Regions from separate parts of the Mus musculus genome. Here regions 1 and 2 are each linked to region 3. The links are chromatin loops, found by intact Hi-C in ENCODE. Cell type or tissue: heart. All regions are shown on one strand.

Region 1 (8,000 bases), 99 kb after region 3:
TAGATCCCCTGGAGCTAGAGTCAGTCACAGGCAGTGACAGCTTCCTGATGTGGGTTATAGGAAGCCAACTGCTGAATCCAGATCCTCGGCAAGAGCAGCACATACTCCTAACTGATAAACCATCTCTCCAGACCCTAAACACATTTTTTTTTTTTGATAGAGGGGATAATGTTAAGTATATCAGTCTATTCTGAATTACTTAAGTATTTGGGGTTTAGGTAAAAATTACTTTCTGTAATCTAATTGCAAAAGGTAGGATTTAAAAGTCCTTTCTATCATTATTAGCATCAAATCCAAAGTGCAACCTTCCCTTGAAACCAGTTTTCTTTTTGCAGAGAAATACACATTTGGATGTTAAGAATAATAGCATCTTTCATGTTTTACTAAATGTTTATCAAGAGCATATGAAGACAAGACACAATAGTACCTTGAGCTAACTCTATTAGCCGGGGTTCCCCAGAGGAACAGAACCAAATGAATATCTTACAAGAAAAGTTATTAGATTGGCTTATACCGTATGGGATAGGTAGTTCAACAACAGTTGTCTACATGCTAGAGAGGCTGAGAACCTAGTAGCTTCTCAGTCCACAGAGCTAAAAATGTCTCCATGGTCCAGCTGCTGATCTCCAGTAATTAGAAGGGTAAAACTGGACTAAGGCATCAGGAAAGGAGGCAGTGGAAGAAAGGGGTCGGGGCAAGGCAGGCAGGTAAGAACAGCAGCTTTCCCTCCGATCACTTCTAATCTGGCCTCCTTGCTGGCAGATGCTGCCCTCCCTAGAGGGGTACCATCATAACATAAAGGAGGGTCTTCCCCCTCCATCAGTTCTTGTAAGAATTATTCTCACAACTGGCCCAGAAGCAAGTCTCTGACAAACAAGTTTAGCCATCACAATCCCAGTATGAAAAATTTGGATACAAACCCCACACTCGACACTCCTATAGCCCATGTGATTTGATTACACATGGAACATAAAATTTAGAGCATGTTTTTGCAACGAGGCAGATCATATTTCTGAAGAGTCATCAGAATCATGAGGGTAGTTCTCCAGAGTTAAACACTCCCATGTTGCCCTGGGCTCTCTCCCTTGAGAGTGAGCGCTGCAGCAGCCATCCTTCACCCTTGCTCCCTGTGTTCTGTCACTAATCACAGGGTGGAAAAAACCACTTAGACATGTGTGTGTGTGTGTGTGTGTGTGATTTGCAGAGTAGAGAGAGGGCCCTGAAACAACACCCTGTGGGGACAAACCATGAAGCTGGTGGAGGATAACCTGAATTAAGGTATAGTACATGTTATTTATAAGTGTTACTATCAACTGTGTTTTCTAATGCTAGCCAAGCTAGAGAGACAAAAATCATTATTAACAGTTGCAAATTTAATTCTGATGAAAATGTGGACTGGGTGCTGTGAGTCTAGATTAAATAACTGATGCAATAGAAAATTAAAGATTAAAAATCCATAGTCGGGATCACATATAAAAATCAATTTGGAAGTAGAGTATTTGCTCATTACATAAGGCATGGAAGTAAAGTTGGGAATGTGGTAGGGGAGGGGACGGGGGGGGGGGCTCCTCACTATTCTGCTTAAAACATTTCATCCTAAGCTTCAGAAATGTGCCTAAGTGATCAGGCAGGAACAGTAGACTCGAGGATAGTAGCTGAGGCTTACTTCGTTTAAGCTATACCCAAGAAGCACACGAAAGAGAAAACTACATGTCAGAATAGCTTTCACTTACTTTTATCAATATAAAATGTGCTGAGTAATTCTCCATCTCTCGGTTTTATCACGGAAGCTGATTTAGGGTTCAATTCAGTCTTATCCTAAATGATAAAGCCGCAGAGTTTGTGAGATAAAGGCGATTCTATACACTCTGTAGATGTCCCAACACTCTCAACGAGGGTTAGTGTGGCTTTTAATTTTCTCACGCTCCTACTTTGGTTATGTGGTATAAGTTCTTTATTTAAAACTGTCGGAAATTTTAAAAAGCAAACACACAAAGAAACTACTATTATGGACCCTCAAATAATAATAATAATAATAATAATAATAATAATAATAATAATCCTGTTTCCCCCGCCCCTGGGCACAAGATTTATATTTATTTACAATCATGGACTGACAAACAGCATGCCAAGAACTCTTGACCGGCAGTCAGGCTCCAGCACAAATGAGACAGGATGGTCCTGATGGCTCTGAGAGCAATCATGGCCCCTTGGGTTGGTTTGGTTTTTAAATTGATTTTTATGGTTGGGCTATACATATCACTGAAAGAGTCATAGGGAGGGCGGTGTCTACAAAACTTAAAAATGTAATATCGCTTAAAAACTTAAAACCCTGACAAGACAGTAACTTATTAAATTGTTTAAAAGAGTTACAGGAAATTCACACCAGCTCAAGAATTCCAAATGTTCACGGATAGGAACTAAAACGTAGGCAATAAGTGATTGCGCAAACCATAGATTTGGGGCAGGAGGGCGTCCTTAAACTTAACCTTGCAAGCCAGATGCAACCATTAGGCCAAGCACCCCCAGCAACAGGGTCCCCTCAGCCGGATACCCGGCCCAAAGCAGCACCTTGCAGCCAGCCTGAGCAAGGGCGCTCGCCGCCCAAAACCACTCTACATCCCGACCTAACTCCTGGATCTTCGTCCCAGCGTTCACACCAACGGTCCAGGTGAAGTTTTAGAATATGGTAATCTCCCGTGGCTGACTTTGGCGGAGTTCACGAGGCGGCAGGGGCTGGGAACCCACTTGGCGTGATCCAGGGCGGTGGCTGACGCGAAGATGGTCTGCAGCCACGGCACGGTCAGATCTCTCAAGAAAAACTAAGTCGATGTCCCTCCTCCCACGCGAACCTCGCCCACTTCTGCCGCTCCGGGCCAAGCTCACCTCGCCGTGGTCCGAAAGTCCCAAACCCACGTCCTCAGTCTGCTGGAACCCATCAAGCATTAGGACCGCGCGGGATGTGCCAGAGCCTTGCAGCATAGCAGGAGGTGGGCGTGGCTTCTCAGAGAGGGCGGCTCCCGGCGGGGAGGGGGGGGCAAACGAGAAGCTCGCGTCACGCCAGATCTAAACGTTGATTGGCTGGAGTGCGGTGCGCGGAGCCCGCCAGCGTCTCCGCCCAGCCCCGCTGCTCCTCCTCCTCCTCGCCAAGCCGCTCTGCCAGCGCCGGCTCGAGAGGGAACGGCTCAGGCCGTCACCGCCAGCCCCGTGCGGACGCGGAAAGGCGGAAGGAGGACGCGCTCGTCGACTTGCTCCTCCCGCACCGGACTCCCCAGCGGGCACAGAGCCCAGGGGAGGAGCCGTCGCGGTCACGCCCCGCCTCCCGCCGGGACGAAGCTGCCGGCCGGCCACCGCCCCCCGTCCCCGGTCGGCGAGACCCGCCCCCGGCCCGCCCCGGCGGCATGGAGGGGCAACGTTCTTGACGGCCGTGCCGCCGCCCGGGCGCTCGGCTCCTCCCGCCGCCCCCGCTCCCTCGCTCGCATGTCCGCACCGCCTTAGCTGAGGATGCTGAGGATGAAGCTGCCACCGAAGTCGACGCACCCCAGCGAGCCGCCGCCCGACGCGGAGGAGCCCGAGGCGGACGCGCGGCCGGGCGCAAAGGCTCCGCTGCGCCGCCGCCGCGACTGCCGCCCGCCGCCGCCGCCCACGGGCCTGCCGCGGGGACCCCCGCCGCCGCCGTCGCCGCCCCGGGGGCTCGAGCCGCCTGTTGCTAGCGGGCCGACGGCGGGCGCGGGCATGCCGGGCGGCGGCGGGCACGCGGCGGCGCTGCGCGAACAGGAGCGGGTGTATGAGTGGTTCGGGCTGGTGCTGGGCTCGGCGCAGCGCCTTGAGTTCATGTGCGGGCTGCTGGACCTGTGCAACCCGCTGGAGCTGCGCTTTCTCGGCTCGTGCCTGGAGGACTTGGCGCGCAAGGACTACCACTACCTGCGCGACTCGGAGGCGAAGGCCAACGGCCTCTCGGACCCAGGGTCGCTGGCCGATTTCCGAGAGCCCGCCGTGCGCTCGCGCCTCATCGTATACCTAGCGCTGCTGGGCTCGGAGAACAGAGAGGCCGCTGGCCGCCTGCACCGCCTCCTGCCCCAGGTGGACGCGGTGCTCAGAAGCCTGCGCGCGACTCGAGCCGAGGGCTCGCGGGGCAGCGTGGAGGACGAGCCGAGTGGCGATGGCGAGCAGGACGCGGAGAAGGACGGCCCCGGCCCGGAAGGCAGTGGCTGCGCCAAGCTCGGGACTGGAGGCGGGCTCGGCTTCAGGGCCCAAGAGGAACTGCTGCTGCTGTTCACCATGGCTTCGCTGCACCCGGCTTTCTCCTTCCACCAGCGGGTCACCCTGAGGGAGCACCTGGAGAGGCTCCGCAGCGCACTCCGGGTGGAGCCGGAGGACGCGGAGGTGGAGCCCAGCAACTTTGCGGGCTCCAGGGCCCAGGTAAGGTGCGAAGAAGTGCAGTCGCAGCTCCGGCCTCCGCCTCGGCGGGCCTCAGAATCCAGCTCTGACCCCAGCCTCATGCAGGTGTCTCGGAATAACCACTCCGCGGCTCTCAGCCATGGGTAGTCATCGTCATTTTCTTGGGTGGCTCATTTCCAGTCACCCACATGCACATTGAGCCACCCGCCATAACAGAATGCTCTAGAATTCTCTTCTGATGTGCACGAGTTATCACGGAAGACTGGAGCTCCCTGACCCTAGACCTCAGAATTAGGAGGCTCGTGGGACATTTTGGGCTCGAGTATTTGGGTGCTAGGTGCAAGGGGAAAAGCCAAGCGCTTGGGGCTGTCAACCACCGTCCGTTTAGCCCTGGGTGGGCTGTTTCCTAGTCTCAGCCTGTTTAAAAACCGCCTTACCCCTTGGCACTGCCAGGTTACTGTGGCATAAGGAACTTTTTATACTTAGTGTGTGCTAATTAAGGTTTTGAATAGGTCTTTTGGCTTTTAGTCGGAGAACTTTGTATTCACTGGGAGTGTGTGTGTGTGTTCCGGTGGGTATTCTGTGGAGACCTATGAATTGGCTGACCTAAGTACAAAAATCGGTCATCTAGGTAAAGACTTGGGATGGCCTGGCTAAACCTTTAACAGACTACCAAACAAGCTTTCCTAAGGGGCTTGATTTCTACTTCAGATTTGGGGTCTGGTGATCTCTTAGGTCTTTAGGCATTAACGTTGTCTGAAAGAGTTATTAAAACACATTTAGTACATAGGAATCCACTTATCGAAAACTTTAAAGAATTTTTACAGTCTTGAAAGTAATTTAATTAGGCCCAATAAACCACTTAAGAATGGCGATTTAATGGGGATATGTTTCAACTGCAGTAAAAACTGTAGATTAAGACCTTATTTTTGTGGATCAGATCTGATTTGGACGCCATGCTTTTCCACTTTAAGGGGGGGAGGTGTTCCCTCCCTCCGCGCTTGAAAGTTAACATGTATCAGCAGTCATTCAATATGGTAGAACTAAAATTGAGCATTATGTTTCACTAATGATTGTATAGACTCATTACCAAAGAACCCTGGGCATTTAGGATAGGTCTCAAAGGGCCTGCCTTAGAGATAATGTAGGCTGAGTACTTCTTTCTTTTTTTTTCCCCGTGAGGCATTTGTGAAATCACAATTTCATGTTTTATCTTATAAATCTTAACAAAATCCAGATGTAATAAGACTAATACCTTGCGTTTTCTTGATGAGTGTAAAATCATACCATCTTCTAGTGTCTCTACTACCAGCACACACGTTTGTGTAAATGATAATAAAAGCTTAATTCACCCTTCAGCCTACTCACTAAATCTACCTGAAAAGCAACACCACAGAGCTGTTAAATTTAGAGAAGAGAGCAGGTTGGGGACATGTTTTCTTATGACAATATAAGATAACCTTGAATTTGGTCTGATGAAAGTGTCCCACAACAGAACAGTTTACATCATTCCATTCATAGTATACTAACACAGGTACAGCACTAATTGCAGAGTTTTAACTGTGAGGATCTCCTTTCCCTTAATGTTGCTTTGAATGTGGTACTGTAAAGCAGACGGAGAGGGTAGATACGTGCTAATCAGAGTAATGAGATTTTTATTGTGACTGCAGTGCATGGCCTTTTCTGGCCACCAGTGAGTGCTGGGAGGAGTGGACAAAGGGGATTGGGCATCCTGCCACTAATTTCAGCACATCATCACTTCTCAGGAAGTGGGAGTAGGGAATAAATGCTACAGGGATTAACATGCTAAGACAGCGCGCTAGACACTGGGGCTATTGCTTAGCGCGTATTTCCCAGGTAGTTGTTTATCTCCCGTAGTTGTTTAGGGTTGATGAACAAACCATTTCTTTCTGATGAAACAACTTAGATCTCACCTATTGGAGGTGTGTGTGTGTGTGTGTGGGGGGGGTATTGTGGGTCCCCAAGTCCACCAGCTGACGCTGTTTTGGACTTGATGTTTGAGCGAATCTTGTTGCTCACAGGCTGTCATTCTTGAGGCTGCTGGTGCAGGTGGGCTTTTTAAAGTGCGGATTCCCGCGGTCCAGCCCAGCTGTTGCTCGGCCCTCGGTGACCTAAGCGCACAGAAGTTAGGGCGCGGGCGGGATTCTGCAGGGAGGGGGCTGGAGCGCATGCCGGCCGCTCTTGGAGGCGCGGGGTCCTCCGGAGGACGCTGGGGTCGCGCGTGGTCGCGGCCCGCAGACAGCCGCAAGTCGGGGTTGCCCCTCCTCCGCCCGGCAAGATGGCGGCCGCGCAGCCCACGTGACCAGTGCCGTTCAGCCCTGGCCCCGCCCGGGCCCCAGCCTGGCTGAAGGGCTGGTAGTGGAGGTGGAGAAGCACGTGGGCCCAAGGCTGGTGGCGACTTAGACCTGATAAAGGAGAAATTCATGGGGCTGCATTTTAACTTGCCCTGGAAGTAACTTTGGCTGCAGCTCTGCAGCTTCTCATTGCTTAGGAATCATATTTGTCTTTATTAGTGTTTATGACCAAGGGAAGCATATCCGAACTCAATTTTTTGTTAAGGTATACTGGTTCAGAATACCGTACCTAGCTTTAGAATTGTACCTAATAACTATAAAGTGGGTTTCTGGGTTTCTTTAATTTTTTTAAACTAATGACATTTATGGATAAAACTTGAATGACAGCTTTATATTCTGTGCCCTGAGGGTGAAGTTCAGCACACAATGTCTTAACCATGGACAGTGTGAGTTGGTGCTTATTAGTCCACATCAGAGAAACAGGAATAAACAAATGTGGTTTTACTCTTAGAAGTGACAGTTCATAGCTTTTAAAATGGGGTTTGGATGATTCTGTACATTATATAAAAACTTGAGTATTGGGCCTCCTTTTAGGAGACTTGACATAAATCTTACTTTCTTCCCAGCTGCAATAAACCATTATGCTTGTATATATAGCTCCACAAATAGGCCCAAGGAACAGTAGTGGGAGTACTCATTAATGTATCTTAGGATGTGTGTAATTCTTTGTAGAGTTCTCATATGTGAAAATAGCTGCAAACACCAAATGTTAAACACAGTTCTCTTCCTGTTATTAATAAGATAAGCCATAAAGACTTAGGAACAAAAACCCCCTGTGGCTTTAGGAACTAGCTTTATTCCTGTGTTTGAATGATTTATAGGCACTGACACTATTCATGGGTATTCGCTTTTAGAAGGTTTTCCCTTAACTATCGATGCAGAGTTATGAGAAACAAACCACATTGGTTATCTTGGTAGTCTACAGTGGTTGGTATTGTGTGGTTGCTCTTTTGGTTGTTCTTAATGCTTGAAGCTTGGTTGTTTGACCTGACAAATAGTATTAACATTTGAATAAAAGATCCTGTGTCTTAGTGTCACTTAAACTCATAAGCCATACTTGAACGCATCAAAATTAAGTGGCCACAAGTCCTTTCTTTACCTACTAAAATTAGTAAATTTAGTAGGGGGGAAAACCTTGTGAAATTGTCCCCTTTTCTGTAAATGTGCAGATTGGTTGTATTGTTCTTGACTGACCTATTATTTCTACTCAGTTTGCAGTACAGA
Region 2 (8,000 bases), 79 kb after region 3:
GCAATTGCTATTACCTTGGTGGCCTCCAAGATGTGGAAGGTTTGTCTCTACGATTGAAGACACCACGCATTGCAGACATTAGCTCCAGAGGGCACTGAACTGGAACTGACCTGGAAGCCTTCTCCCTAGGGACCAGCTTTTTTTTTTTTTTTTTTTTTTTTAACAGTACCAGAAGGCACCATGCAAGCCTCCAAAGGAAGGATGCCACCAACAGTCCCACCCAACTACAATAATGACTGGCATGGCACAATAATCTTAAGTACAGTAGTGGCACACATACCAACAGTTCTCTGGATGTAAGACCTTCTTGACAAGAAGGAAACTGAAACTAGTACTAGAAATCTTGCCAATTACCCGGGTTTAGTGAAGTCATGGATGTTGAAAGAGAACCTACTACCATTTCACTAGACCAGCATAATCCCTAAAAACAATCTAAACATTTGTCTTTATACCTTCATATAAGTGTAGTCCTTACTACTCATCAACAAAACTTCTCTTTGCAACACATGGAGACCACTACATAAAACTACAACCAATCAAAATGCAGAGTTGTGGAGCCCACTCCTAATGGATATATCTACAAACCACTCATGCACCCAAGGCTCAGGAAACATTGCCAAAGAGGGGACGGAAAGACTGTAAGATCCAGAGGATCAGGCAGTTAGCTATGAGATAGTATCTCCTAAGAATGTCAGAAGCTACACATAAAGTCTCACCAACACAACTGTCCAGATGTTAGCTGAGCAAGGATGACTACAAAAGACGTGCTAAAGTGGATGGGGAAGGCCCATGAGGTCTCAACCCTACACAAAGATATACAGGCATCCAAGGAACCATAAGAACAGGAGAAGTCGTCTGCCTCAGGGAAGAACACATCAATTGGTTATCTAGTATCAAGTGGTCCATTCTGAATATTGAAGCAATTTTATGGGGGGTATATGCCATACTCTTTCCTGTATAGCTCTCGAGTAAATAGCATAGAGACATCAACATTTATTAACAAGATGAAAACCTAAACTACACAGTTTCTGAGACTATTATAATGTGGCTAGGCTATTAATAACCAGATAAATGCCCCATTACTTGCCAACTGAGTCTTGCTCTGTTTCTTGTGTGTTCCTGATTAATCTTCTCTTGGCCACGTGCTCCTGGTCCGTCCTGCATTGATGGCAATCTCCTTTCTCTATCTCCCCTGCTTCCTCCTCATAATCCCTACTTGATCTCAAGTTCTGCCTCAAGTCCTCTCTTTCCTGCCCAGCCATAGGCTGTAGCCTTTCTATTATCCAATCAGAGATTATGAGGGAATATGCTTTACAGCACATTGGTCAATACAATGCCAATGTCCAGACTGCAACCTGATCTTGGGGCATAGAATTCAGCATCTGAATACACAGCGAACAAGACCAACTCCAACACCTGAAAACACACATAAAAATAGCATTATATAGACTAAGCAGGTTGTACTTATGTATTTAAGAGAAAGGGAGAGGATGAGAGACAGAGAGAGAGAGAGAGAGAGAGATAGAGAGAGAGAGAGAGAGAGAGAGAGAGAGAGAACAATGAAAAATCATGAATTTGGATGGGAGCAAGGAGTGGTATATGGGATGGCTTGTGGAGAGGAAAGGGAAGAGGAAACTAGTGCAATTATATTATAATTTCAAAAATATAGGAAATATTTTTAAGGCCACAGTAAGACACTTCATATCCACTATGATGGTTGCTGTTAAATGGGAAATGACAACTGTTGTCAAAGGCATGGAGAAAAGGAGCCCTGTGAAAATGGCTGGTGTGCATGGAAAAATGATGCAGTCACTATGAGAAGCCACTTAGGAGATTCTCAAAAAGGTCAACATAGGATTCCAATAGAGCCAGTTCCCCAGAAATACACCCTAAAATAACTGAAATAGATGCTTTTGTTCTTTTATACAAATGTTCACAGTAGCACTACTGATAATAACCAAAGGGTAGAAGAACTCATACAAGGTAAATGAATAAACCAAACGTGGACTATTGCAGTCAATTACTAGGTTGATGATGGTTTGATAAAACACTTTGTGTGTATACATGTTCATGTAGGTGTATATACACATGAGCGATGTGTACATGTGCATGCATGTGTGTGTGTGTGTGTGTGTGTGTGCATGCGTGAGTGTGTGTGTGCAGCCCAGACATCAGTGTTGGGTGTCTTCCTCAATTGCTCTTTACCTCATTTTTTGAGACAAGCTCTCAGTGAAAATGGAGTTTGCTGATTTGGTTAGACTGGCTGGTCAGCAAGCCCAGGGAACCTTCTGTCTCCCTCTGCTTCCCCAGGGCTAGGGTTAAATATGTCCTTCCATGACTGGGTTTTTATATAGGGTCAGGGGGACTGAATTGAGAACTTCATGCCTATCTGGCAATCACTTTACTGGACAATCACACTAGGATTTTTGCCCCTAGTGTGAAAGCCATATACATTTATTGAAAGCCTCCTGTAAACTTGGGGTTTTCTTCTTTTTCTGACACTTTTATTCAGGGAGATCTTCTGTTAAGTTTCTGGGCAGTGGTAATATGTCACAGCTCCCAGTCAGTCCCATGGTCACTCATGATAACAGCACATGGCTCATGGCACACTGTGTAGCTAAGCTACGAAGTTGTGTGTAACACAAAATTCACTTGCAGTTCACAAACTTCTCACCTTATAATGGACTTATTGGGACATAGCCCAACTAAATCTGAGAAGTATACGTGTACAACATTGAAAGATAATGGAACTCCAAGGTTTCAGAGTCCCATGTAACACTTGAAACATGAGTGAACCTCAAAAACATGTTACGTGAAAGAAGCCAGGCTTAAGATGGCACCGCATGTAGGATTCTATTTATACAGTCCAACAAGGATATATGAACCCTTGAAAGCAAAAAAAGCAATTTGTGGTTGGCAGGAGCCTAGGGTGGGTGGGGTAGAGCTTGTATTGAATCTGTACATTGATTTTGGTAGATTCACCATTGTCATAATAGACTCAGACAACCCATAAGTATGAAGGAAGCTCCATTTTCTAGTGTCTTGCTCAATCTCTTTGTTTAGAGTCTTAACGTTTTCATTGCAGACATCTTTTACTTCGTTGGTTTAACTGATTCCTACTTAATTTTCTTTGGGGCTATTGTAAATGGAAATGTTTCCATGATCTCTTTCGGAGAATTTTGGTGTATATAGAAAAGCTACTGATCTTTATAAATTAGTTTAGAAGACCCAAACACGATACACATAGCTACAGCTGTATGTGTATTTGAAAGAGATGACAAAAATATGCACTGGAAAAAAGGCATGATCTTCGACAAATTGTGCTGAGAAAACTGAATGCTCATATGTAGAAAAATGAAATAATAGCCGTATCTATCACCCTGACCAAAAATTGTCTTAAAATGGGTCAAAGAACTCATGTAACACCTAAAAAACTGGAACTGCTAAAAGAAAATATAGGCATAACATAGGTGGGAAGGAGCTTCGGTCGAGGAAGCCTTTTGCCAAGGAACTAAGACCAACAATTGACAAGTGGGTCCTCATACAACTAAAGCCTTCTGTACTACCAAGGAAACCATCAGTCAAGTAAAGAGTAACCCACAGGCTGAGGGAGAATCTTTGCCAGATATATATCTATGTATGTGTGTGTATATATTTATATATCTATACATACACATATATGTATGATTAATAGTCAGAATATAAAAAGAACTCAAAAACAAATGAACAAACAAAAAACCCAAAGAACCGAGAAGACAAAGGACCCAATTTAAAACTGGGCTCTGCAAACACTGAGCAAAGATTGAAACCTTGGAACACCGAGCTCTAAATGGGAGGTCTCCTGCAAATCCCTCACCTCCAGATCTCAGTAAAGCCCACTGCAGGAGGAGGCAGAAAGAGTGTAAGAGCCAAACGGGCTGGAGGACACCAGGAAAACAAAGCTCTACAAATCAGTGGTTCTCAACCTTCCTAATGCTGCGACCCTCACATTGTGGTGACCCCCAACCATAAAATTATTTTTCACTGCCATGTCTTAACTAATTTGGCTGCTGTCATGAATCACAGTGTAAATGTCTGTGTTTCCTGGTGGTCTTAGGTGACTCCTGTGGGTCAGAACCCACAGGTTGAGAATGGCTGATCTAGAATCTTCCTTAACAGACTGATGTCTTGTGTGCCCTGCTCCCGTGCCCTGTGCAACTCATCTTGTTTCCTGATCCCCATCCCGGAATTGCTGCTTATGCTCTATTAACTTGCACTGTTCTCCTAGAGGCCCCTGCTGAGCAGGGCAGATGATTTGCCCCAACCTTCCCCTGTCATGATCCTCTCTTGCTGCCCCCACGGATTCAGTTTTCATGCCCTCCCCAACTCCAAACGCTGGTGGTTGGACAGGAACTAAAGCCTTCCCAGTGCAAGACGCCTCGGTGCCCTGTGCTTCGTCAGGCTGACACAGGATGTTATCTCTCCTTTTTCAGAAGAGTAACACGGTCAGACAGCTGGCTCATTTCCAGTACACTTTATTACTTGGGGAACTTTGCCTTTCTGATAATGCTGGTTCTTAAACTCCTACCTGGATGGGGATTTTGTTTTCATTGTGCTGTTGGCTGAGTTTCGGTTTCCTTTCCGGTCCTTATTAGTTAAGTTTCAGTTCTGTTTCTCAGTGTAGTCCCTTTCCCTTTCCTCATATGATGTTATTGTTCTTCTCTGCTTTTTAACCTGATTAAAATAAACCAGTTATTGCAAGGCAGATGTTCCCTAGCAGGAGCTTTCAAAATATTGAGAGCTCAGTACCTTGTCTATCCACTTTAGATCAAGGAAAAGCCATTTACTTTATTAGATTAGGTACCGGTTTGTGAACACACTGGCTTGCTCCTGGGAAATCCTACAGAGTGAGCGGATCACCAAGGATTCCCAACTCGCTAGTGAATTTAAGGGACCTACACAAAGTGCTGAGAACTCTCTGGGCTGAGGAACATTCTGGTCACAAGATGGAGAAGGGTCTATAATCTCATTTTTTTTTCTCTTGGCAAACAGTTACTTGATGCTCTGTAGAAATCCAAGCTCCACACGGTCCCCAATGGAGGAGTTAGAGAAAGGACTGAAGGAGCCACCAACCAATGAGTACAGATGGAGGGACCCATGGCTCCAACTGCATATGGAGGGACCCATGGCTCCAGCTGCATATGGAGGGACCCATATCCAGCAGAGCATGGCCTTGTCATGAATCAATGGGAGGAGTCCTTGGTCCTGTGAAGGCTTGATGCCCCAGTGCAGGGGAATTCGAGGGTGGGGAGGCAGGAGTGGGTGGGTGGGTGGGTGGGTGGAGGAGCACTCTCATAGAAGCAGGGGGAGGGGGATAAGAGAGGGGGTTTGGGGGGCTGGGAAGTGGGATAACATTTGAAATGTAAATAAAGAAAATAAATAAATATTTAAAACAAAACAAACCAACCAAAAAACCCAACAAATTCAGGCTCTATTTTTCAAGTTACATGCCATTCTCTTATAGTGGATGTATTTGCTCAAAGGTTATCTTGGAACATTAATTCATTTGAAGATTTTTCTTTTCCTTTTTGCTGATTTAGGATTATTTCCTCACGGTGCAATCACGGTTACAAAACTTACCAAAATCTTTTAAATGCTGGCTTTAATTTTTTTTAAGATGCTGTGTGCACCACGGTGTATATGTGGAGATCAGAGGGTAACTCGGGGGAGTTGGTTCTCTCCTCCTCCATGCTGGTCCCAGGGCTTGGACATTGGGTTTGACAGAAGCTGCCTTTAGCTCCCGAGCCACCTTCCCATCGTCCTGAGGACACTTTCATATACAATGACATTATATTCTGCCTCGCCCTTCCCTCCATAATCTGTATCTCCCCACACACATCTCAGTTTTAGGTAACTCTTGTTACCTATTGTCATTACTTTACATGAGGGACCCAGTAGTGTACGACCTAAAATGGCCATTCGACGTTAATGTCCCTGGCAAAATCAGTCTTTTTTTTTTTTTTTTTTTTTTTTTTTTTTTTTGTCCAAAAGAAGTATTTTGTTAAAGGTAATTTGCACATTTAATTTGTTCAAAGAAATTTCACACGTGGCCATCTCTGAATTTAAGAAACCAAGCTTTACTCAGTATGTCTTCTTAACACAGAGGCACAATGGGAGTAAAAGTAGATAGCTTGGAAGAGATGAGATTTATACACAATCAAGAGGAAGCAGAGTTGCTGAACTGGGTGGCAAATGTTGCTGTAGCTCAGAAAAAGAAGTGCTCCGTAGACTGGCATAGGAGACATAGGTGATTTCCTTCTGGAGATAGCAGGACCCAACATCACAGAGTGTCAGGACTCTGCTAGGGCTAATGGGAGGACGGAGATCTTCTATGCCAGGAGGGGAGCTTTCACAAAGCCACGGGAGCAGAGAAGCTAAGATTTGCAAGTGACTACGGGTACACCAAATTCAGATGTTCCATTTCCTGAACTCAAAGGAGTCAGCCTCATATATCTGCAATGTAAATTCCACATAGTTTTAAAATTACAAGACCCTAACAACTATTCAGCTAAGTGTCTCCCACATCATCCATGTTGCAGAAGGAAGAGAATGTGAATGAAGGGTTAAAAGTCTCATGTCTATGTCCGGTGCTTTCCTGGTGCTATGTTTAGACAGAAGACAGATAGATACACTTTTGACCCCAGCTCTGTGCTGCAGAAAGACAGGAGGATAGGTGAGGTTTACTGACTGCCAACCTAGCTACAGGCCCAGGGAGAGAGCATGTCAAGAGAGTAGACAGGAAGTGACAGAGCAGGACACCTGATATCCTACTCTGGCCTCCACACAGTCAAAGGCTGGTACAGCTGCATACACATGTGTACCAACAGCCCTGGCCTTCTGTCTGTTTCTCTGTCTCTCTCTGTCCCTCTCTGTCTCTGTTTCTCCATCTCTGTATGCCGGTCTCTGTCTCTCTGACACACTCTCTCTCTCTCTCTCTCTCTCTCTCTCTCTCTCTCTCTCACACACACACACACACACACACACACACACACCAAAAGACAAAGAAAACTCTTTACAAAAGAAAAAACAATGGTCCTTGAACAAGAGTGCCAATAATGAAGGATTACACAGATTTGAAAAGGTATCTAACTTTTGAGTAGCTTCAAAGGTTAGTCCCATGCCTGTACTCCGCCGTTTTGTGTAGAATCATAAAATAATATAACTAAAAATTGGAACTACTGTCACTTGCCTATTTAAGGAAAATTTGTGAATGTACAGGATCACATCCAGTCACCTTTCCCTTGAACTGTCTTTTACTTCACATAAGTCACCCTGCGACATTTATTGAGGAGTCAATAAGCAAGGGTATGAATACACCACCAAGTATCACAGTTTATCTACAAATGCAGGAAAGCAATCAGTACAGACAACTTGGATATAACTTCTGCAACCTAACCAGAGTGGGCACTCAGGACATATTTTCTAGCATTTGGGAGGCTGAGGCACATTCAAGGCCAGCCTGGGCTACAGAAGGAGATCCTGTTTCAAAGTTTTCCATCTATGTAAATTATACCAATTTTACATAAATTAAGGAAAAAGAAACTGACGGTTCCCAGGTGGAGTGTCCATTGTGGAGAGCCTGCATGAGGAGTGAGTCCGAGCATGTCTGCAAGGAGGGTTCATGTTTAGAACAGAGATGAGCCAAGAACTATCCTAGACAATGAATAAAACAAGAGCTTGGAGCGCCTATTCTTGGCAAGTTAGATAAACACGTTCTCTAGTTGCTAAAAATTAAGTTTCCAAAATAGATAAATGTGGTAGAGCCACATAGCATAAAATAGCATTTCCATCGCATAATATTAACACATATACATATATAACATAAAATTAGCAGTATACCTCACCAAGAGATAATGTTAGGGCAAAAGAAAAAAAATATTCCAAAAGATAACATAGAAACTATTATCTAGTCTCTAAAAAAGTAAAACAATGCACTTTAAACAGATACCCAACCTAAAAAC
Region 3 (8,000 bases):
ATGGAGACATGCCCCTGCTGCCCTGATTAGCTGAAGCTGCGTGTCTGGTGAGGTGACGTGGCCTGCCGTGAGTGGATGAGGGCTGAGAGTATATAAGAGTGAGAGGCCCGGGTCAGAGAGAGAGAAAGATGGAGAGAGAAAGTTGAAGCGAGAGAGATGAAGACTGAAGTTTGCTGAATAAACTGCTGTTAGAAGGACTGGTGGTCATGTCGTTCTTGCTGGTCGAGAGCGGACGAGACACATATGCATGCCCCATTATGCATAGGCATAGGAGAGTAAACAGAGGATTGTGCCTAAAGTTTACTAGAGGACGCTCCAAAAACACTTCAGGCTAGTTGGACCCTTTTATTTTTCATATCCTCATTCAATGGAAATACACTTAAGCTGAAACTTAACTGGACTGTTACTAGGGGTAAGAAAAATTATATGTAAGAGTATATGTAGCCTGGTACAGGTAGGGGCTTGAGGTTGCTGGGTGTACTGCTTGGAGGGTGTGTGTGTGCACAGTGCCTGCAGGTGAAGGAACCAGGTTGCCAAGTGCATTAACACAAGAGGAAGTGTATGTGTAGAACCAAGTTTCAATGGGGTCTCAAGCTTCAACGATCTCCTATGCCTGCCTCAAACCCAGGTACAGGTTCAGTGAGAGGCAGTGCTGCAAGAGAATATGACGCCTGCATGTACATGTTCAATACACACACTGTACATACAGAGAACATTGGATTGGTGAGAGTCACTGAGGAAATCATTAATAAATACATTTTATGAGCTTTAGAATCATATATGTGATTTGAAATCCCAACTCTGTTACTAGCAAGCTATGCAACTAGACACAAGATGCCTAGTTACCCACGTGCTGTGTAAAATGGGGATAATGATTCTATTATGCTTATTTCAGGGATTAAACGAAATAATGCATACAAGCCAGTCTGCAAAGTAGCTGCAGCATAAGTTATCAACAAGCAGCACTAGATGTTTGTGCTGCTGCTTGCAGGAAGGAGTGTGGTGTTTCCTTAAGGAGCACCAACTGTTGTGCGCTGGCTTAAGTTTTCAATAGCCAAGCACAGTGCATAAGGAGTCACAGTGCATAAGAATGCCATGTGCCTTAGAATGGGTTCTACTGAATGATCTATTGAATAGATACGTGTCAGGAAAGGAGAGTCCTGGACAACAGGTCTCAGAGAAAAGTGTATTGGTTTCTAGCAGGATCTGTGTCTGGGGAGACACAGGTTATATTATAGCAGGTCATAGCTGTTCCTTTTATGCCTGCTAAACAGAACAGAACAGGTAAAAAGCTAATGACATATAAATCTAAAGGTGTTTCCAACAAGTAGCAGGCCCAGACAGCCTTTGTGAGGACGAACGCATCTCTTTGGGGAGCTGGAGAGGTTGCTGAGTGGTTAAAAGAGCATATTGTTCTTACAGAGGACCTGAGTTTGGTTCCCAGCAACCATGTCAGGCAGCTCACAACTGGACTCTATCGACAGGGAATCTGACAGCCTCTTTTGGATCTTGTGGGCACCTGCACTCATGTGCATATTCCAACATACTGGCGTGCACATATGTATGTGATTTAAAAATAAATCAATTGTAAAGATCAGAGCAACAGAGCGAGACATTGTGCTCTCCTCTGGTGTGTGCCTGTCACTCACCGTGGTTCATGAAATGGGAATGTGAGAACATGCACCGTAGTGGGTTAGAACCTGTGGCTTGTATCTTCCTATTTCTTATGGACAGATGTATTAATCTGACCTTCAGTTCTTCTGAAGGAAATGGAGCTTTTCCATTGTACAACCAAGATGTAAGTTAAGGTGAGGTCATGCGGGAGGTCGGTGTAGCCCAATGCAATATGAGTGGTCCTAAAAGAAGAGTGGAAGGGACACATGTCATGTAAAGATGGACAGGCACAGAGGGAAGATGGTGAGGGGACACACTAAGGATGCCACACAACCTTAGGATCGCAGTGACCTGTGCACAAGCAGAGGAGTTAGAGAGAGCACCACTCACACAGCAACAAGGAGACAGACACAGAACACTCTCTCTAGAAACAGAGCAGCCACAATGGCACCTTCACCTCAGACTCTGGCTGCCTGTGTCAGGCTGCCAGCTGATACCACAGGACACAGCAGCTGTAGGCAAGTGTACTCTATTCCAAGAAGAGAAAAATTCCTACAGAGCTGAGTGGTGAATGTTGATCAGAGAGGGTTTTTGTTTTTCATTTTGTTTTGCACATGATTGTGTCATATATGTGTGTGTGTGTGGTATGTATGTGTGCTCCTGTCCACATGTGTGTGGGTGCTCGTGTGTGCGCATGCAATCATACATGGAAAGGCCAGAGGTTAACAGTCAGCTGTCTTCCTCACTACACCTTACCTATTAAGTAAGGCATGGTCTCTCATTTGAAGAGTTTGACAGCTCTGGGAGCCTAGCTAGGCAACTTGTTCTGGAGGTTGGGTCTCCAGTCTCCACCCACTACAGACTGGACTGCTACCCCAGGCAGAAATTACATGGGTGCTAAGGATCCCAAGTCACTTGAAAGGCAAGCACCTGAGCCACTGAGCCATCTCCCCAGCCTGCTGAGTTCTTGGTATCTGACATTCTAACCTTATGAAATTACAGAACTACAGCAAGTTGCCTCTTAACAGGAGGGTCTGGAGGCTGGAGGCCGTTCCTGCTGTACTGAACAGCTGTTAAAGTGGGAAACTCAGAGGTCCTGTGCAATGCTGACCTCACCAGAGTGGAGAAAGAGTGAGGATGCTCCTCTCTGATTGGATGAGAGTGTTTCTAAGACCTTCTGTGACAGGACATCTGTCTTCTACTTGCTTGAGGACATTTATGAATCTGGCAGTGCCTAATCAAACTGATAGAAACTTCCAGGCACTTCCCTTCCCAGGCAGCTAGAGTATATTCTCTCTCTCTCTCTCTCTCTCTCTCTCTCTCTCTCTCTCTCTCTCTCTCTCTCTCCTTCCCTCCCCTCCCCTCCCCCTCCCCTTTTCTCCCCTCCCCCTCTCCATCTCTTCCCCTTCTTCTTTGAAGAGTATGAGCATCAAGTTCCAGGGCTTTGAAATACCCTTGCTCATTTAGCGTGCACAGTCTTGCAGCCGGTGACCAGTATCTTCCTGATGGCAGAGGGCTCCCAAACAGCAAATCGCTTGTATGCAAGAACAGTTCCACCAGGTGGCGCCCCGTCAAAGGTTAGGCCAGGGGCCCTTGAACTTCACTCTTGCTATCTGAAAATAATCTCAACAAAATCCCAGAGCCAGTGACGCTTCTAGAGGTTGAGTTAGAAGACGTCGCTTGCCCTTCTCGTACGACCTAGTCGCCAAGGAGGCAGAACTTTCTACCGCTTTCCTCATTAAGAGCCTCATCTAGGATCAAATTCCCTCATCAGGCAACAAGTGAGAATGTTCATCCAAGCTCTTGTAGCCAAGGGATGACATAGAAGGTGGCTGTCAGTTGGGTTGGCCTGTCACTCTGGCAGGAATGGTGATCACGGGGATGCCATCACAGCACCTTATCTGATGCCACCCGAAACTGGCCAGACACAGAGAACACTCTGTGCTCATTACACCCTTGGAATACTCAGAAAGCAGCCAGCCCCCAAAAGGAGGATAGCTTTTTATATTTTTATACCATGACAGAAAAAAAGCGCATTTCCAGTTGAACCTCAAATACTCAAGACAGAAGAAGGAACCGAAGTCTGTCAAAATCTTTGTAGATGTGAACCAACTACAGGAAAGCAAGACAAGCCGCCAAGAAGCTTGGCCCGAGCCTGGGGACTGAATAGCAATGAAACAAATGTGGCTCTCCTGGCTGCTGATTCTGTGTATGTTAAAGCAGACTTGACCAAAAAGTTTGCCTTTTCTCAGTGACAAAGTTTCTTTGTACAATGGTTTGGTGAGCATCTTTTGTCATAAATTGAAAAAAAAAAAAGTTCTTTCTTTACTGTTCAGGATTAAAGCTTGTAGACTAAATATAAAGTTTCTTAGCAAAGGATAAAACACATAATCGATCTAAAATCAATAACCCTTCCTCCTCTTCTTGCTGACATTCAAAAGGGTTTGTGGGATGTTCTTAGAGATACCGACATAATTATCACACATTCTGTTCAAAATCAAAGCAAAATGCTGGTTTATGAGTGATGGAGAAGAGATCCAGGCTCTGTGCTGTTTCCCAGTGTACCTGCTAAGTGATCACAAAGATACGGTTTAAAAATGACAAAGTGTCCCACAGGGCTGCATCCTCAAACTGGCAGCGTCCTTCAGTCCTTCCAAGGCAGCTGCCGTCTCTGGTCCTTCCCAGGAACACTGTGAAACAGGACACTCTGACCTCAGGGGCCTTCGGTTTCCCTGTGTCCTATTCTCTTCTTTGCCATTGAAATCGCAGGCCCTCAGCTTCTTTTCTTTGCTTGTTGCCTTTATCAAAACTTCATCTCAGGGGGAAGAATTACCAGCAATTTTAAGATAATGGAATTCAGCACTCTCTTGCTTCCCCTCCTTCTATACTTTCACAAGTGTCTTCTTTGCTTGTTCATCACCAAGAAGGTCTTGAAAGCCTCGTGAGATGCAGGGATCTTCAGCTGCCCCTGAACTCAGTTCAAAAGACAGGCCTGCCTTGTTCTATTCCAAAGATCAGCACAGGGAATCCCATCCCTGGGTGTCCTGGGAGTCCTGGGAGTGATCCAGTCAACTCACAAATGTCACCCTGGTTAGAAACACTCAAAGCCGCACCTCCAGGAGGAGAGTCAGGGGTCACCATTTTCTGCTTTATGTCTCTTGAAGCCCAGAGTTTTGGGATAAAGACATTGTTTTCTTGACAACATGGCCATGAGAGTCATGGCAGAGAGCAACTCTCCAGGACTATGTACGCAATGACCAGCAGCACATGTGCATACACAGACTCGGCATCATACATGACCATGATAAGCCGTGATCGCTTGGGATGCGCTGGAACTCCTGTAACCTAACTCAGAAAGCCAGCGATAATCCTTTTCAGTCCAGGGTTGGAGCTTGGTAATCTGCCTGTGTTCTTGCTTCTTGCCAGGAGAAAACTCAATGATGTCCGGGAGATAATGAAACCTATCGGTCCATTCAGAACACTCACCGTGATGCTTTCTGCTTAAAATTGCAAGACGGCAGAAGCCAATGACTAAGGATGGGGAGGAAAAAGCAGACGAAAATAAAGATGCACAGATGACCCCCAATATTGGACTGATCAGGCATGAACACGAAAGTAGATTTCCAATGGAAACTTACACCCAGAAAACTATATTCTATGGTATTTTTAAATACAAAGTATAATATTAGAACAACAAAAACAAACAAACAAACAAAATCAAAAAACTAAAGGTAAGAACTTTGGAGCTATTGAGATGGTTCATTGGGTAATCATCGGGCAAAGGAGCTTGCTACCAAACTTAATGACCTGTCTTTAATCCCTGGAGCCCATGTAAAGGTGAAAGGACAGAATGGACTCCATAAAGTTGCCCTTTGACCTCCACAAGCATGCTATGGCATGTGCCCAGTGCCCTCTAACATGTCCTGAGTACACACAATAGTAAATGAATACTTTTTTTTTTTAAATTCAAAAAATGTAAGCATTCTCAACTGTAAAGTGGCAGTGGTAATGTACTTTGGGGATACGCTGGGGCTTCAGATCAGAGACTCCATCGTTCGAACACATGCCCGGAGCACAGTAGGAAGTGTTTCTCCTACTATAACCCTCACTAAATAGGGTGGTACTAATTAAGAGTTTAATGGAAAGAAATTAAAAAAGAGTAGACAAAGAAGAGCATCTGTGAAGTGAAAAGTGCTGTCAAAGTAGAGACATCAGTCGGGAAACATATTGATAAATGATAAGCACACCTGCACATATGGTGCACGCAAGCATGTCCAGCACGTGTAACTGGAGCTCCAGAAAGTCAGAAAACCAAGCACATGAGAAACTGAGTGTGATGCCAGCTGACACAGTACTGAATTAAGTCCTCAGTTTAAGGATTCTTAAAACCGTAAAGTGTCAGAGAGATACAGCACATCTAGGCAAGCATGCCCTAGTCAGGTGGGTTAGAAAGGAAACCTTGCAAGCAGCCAACTGGAAAAGATTCCTTACCTCCAAAGAAGTGACAGGAAAACTAACAGTTAACCTCCTAGCAGTGATGAAAAAATGGAGGAGCATACTTTACACACTAAGCAGCAACAACAACAACAGAGTTGATGATGTTGATGACGACGACGAAGGCAAAGACAAAGACAACAGAACGTCTATAATTCTGCATCTGGGGGAAGAATCCTTTAAAACAGAAGGAAAATACATTCCAGAAAAGCACAAGATAATTTCTCATCTGCATAGCTGTACTAAAATAAATACTTCAGATACTCTGTGAAAAAAATGAAGAAAGGCAAGAAGCAACATGTGACCTGGGGGCAGTGGGAACCAAGCAGTAAGGCGCCTGGCCCTATGTAGCTTCCACTGTCAAACAACAATAACAACAACAAGGACCCTAGCTGGTCGTTAAGCTAGCATTTAAGAGATGCTTAACACAAATACATAAACGACAGGTGCAAAGATAAATCTGCTTTGCAGCCTGGATCTCACTGTTCACTATAAGTTTTGATGTATAAGACAGTTCAAAGTAAAGATGGTATTGACAATGTCATTGAGAATAAAGAGTTGGTGTTTTAAAATCAACAAGTAAATACAGAGATGCTGGCTTTCTGGGTAGATAGCAGGGCAGGGAAGTGTGTGTGGGCAGAGCACTCTGAATCTGGAGGTTGTGGAAGAGGAGTCTGGTCTTTGGGACTGCTCCATCATTGTTTGCAGCAGCTCCATTGTCACTTTCCATCCTACTTTGCCCACATTCTCCAAGAGGCAGTTGAGAGCATCATGTTTCAGAAGCCCCTGAGGAGAGGTTTGGAGTAGTCGGGTGCTTGCTACCACATTGCCTAAGAAATGGTAGCAAGTCCCCATAAATAAATATTAGACGCTAAATGCACCGAGCTTGGCTTTAAGCTGTTTCTGAGTCTTTCCTCTTTGCTGTTGCCAAGCAGCTCTTGATGAGTTGGCCCGCTCCCACCTTTCCAACTGTGATCTCAGCTCAAGGAAAATAGTATCTGGATTCAGAACAGCCAATTGTTATATTTTTGTTTGTTTAAATTACCAGATTTTATCCTAGGCTTGTGCCAAGCACATGAGGAGAAGGGAAGCCCTGAGGTGCCAGGCACTGCTCTGCTTTGATAGCTGAAGCAGAAGCAGGCATTGCAACCAGCACGCCCATTGGCTGACATCCTTACATCCTTCTTCTGTAGCAGGCATTGCTTATAGACGTGAGCCAGGGTCCTCAAAGGCTGGAACAGCTTCTAATCCTCAATGTAACCACCTGACAGGGGCATTGTTAGAATGAACCCTGGTGCAAAACTCTGACCAGAGCACCTAGTGTGGGTCCCTAAGCACAGAGCCAAAGCCGTGAGCTAATAACTAATTCTTTAAGGCAATGCAAGGTAGGCTTTCTGAAACAAGTAACTGGTTGTCCTTAAATTCCCTTCCCATTTTACAGATGGAAACACTGAGACTTAAAGAATGAACCGCTTAAGATTGTATAGGTAGTAAATGACAAGGCTGAAATGAATGAAACTAGCCTCTTCTCATCTGAAAACCCTGCTTTCTCCATGGGTCACACAGACATCAGAGAGTAAAACGGTGAACTGTGACATTGAAAAGCAGACCTGCTTCAAGACGGACTTTTGTGTGTTGCATCTTCCACAGCAACCGACCCCTGACCCACCCTAATGTCCAGCCCACACTTGCTATACCACTGACCACCCCCCCACACACACACACACACATCCAACACACACTTTAATCTACTATGGACTGTAATAGAAGATCCACTGACTTCAACACTCTCCTTTGGATCTTAGGAAGCTTCTCTTGTGTTCCCACCGCACCACACCTTTCTTTTCAGAAGCAGGTCTGTCTCACGTTCTTCAGGCTACCCCTGGACTCCC

The links. A loop is a pair of places that touch in the nucleus more often than their neighbours do. Peaks named below come from ENCODE experiments on the same cell type or tissue, not always from the same donor. Only the 100,000 strongest peaks of a DNase experiment are listed, where the experiment ranks them.
Region 1: it touches region 3 in a loop (2.2-fold over the local background); 14 of 42 quality-filtered maps call a loop at or near these places.
Region 2: it touches region 3 in a loop (4-fold over the local background); 4 of 42 quality-filtered maps call a loop at or near these places.

Annotation. Positions count from the first base shown.
Region 1 is chr1:105,987,286-105,995,285 of GRCm38, forward strand. Zcchc2 (zinc finger, CCHC domain containing 2) reads left to right here and starts at 3,121. Exons shown (of 14, transcript NM_001122676.1): 1 at 3,121-4,422. The coding sequence starts at 3,505. Gm7160 (predicted gene 7160) reads right to left here and starts at 2,997. Exons shown (of 3, transcript NR_151625.1): 1 at 2,887-2,997; 2 at 1,734-1,818. In heart, CTCF peaks have their summits at 4,229 and 6,088; DNase peaks (open chromatin) are centred at 3,156, 3,716, 4,276, 6,736 and 2 weaker places; H3K4me3 peaks cover 5,607 bases; H3K27ac peaks cover 4,113 bases.
Region 2 is chr1:105,967,451-105,975,450 of GRCm38, forward strand. No RefSeq gene overlaps it. Among named protein-coding and RNA genes, the nearest start is that of Gm7160, 19 kb to the right of the region's middle. In heart, no CTCF peak of the experiment used is centred here; a DNase peak (open chromatin) is centred at 4,371; H3K4me3 peaks cover 826 bases; H3K27ac peaks cover 2,671 bases.
Region 3 is chr1:105,888,061-105,896,060 of GRCm38, forward strand. No RefSeq gene overlaps it. Among named protein-coding and RNA genes, the nearest start is that of Gm41926, 28 kb to the left of the region's middle. In heart, a CTCF peak has its summit at 3,175 (motif pointing right); a DNase peak (open chromatin) is centred at 3,181.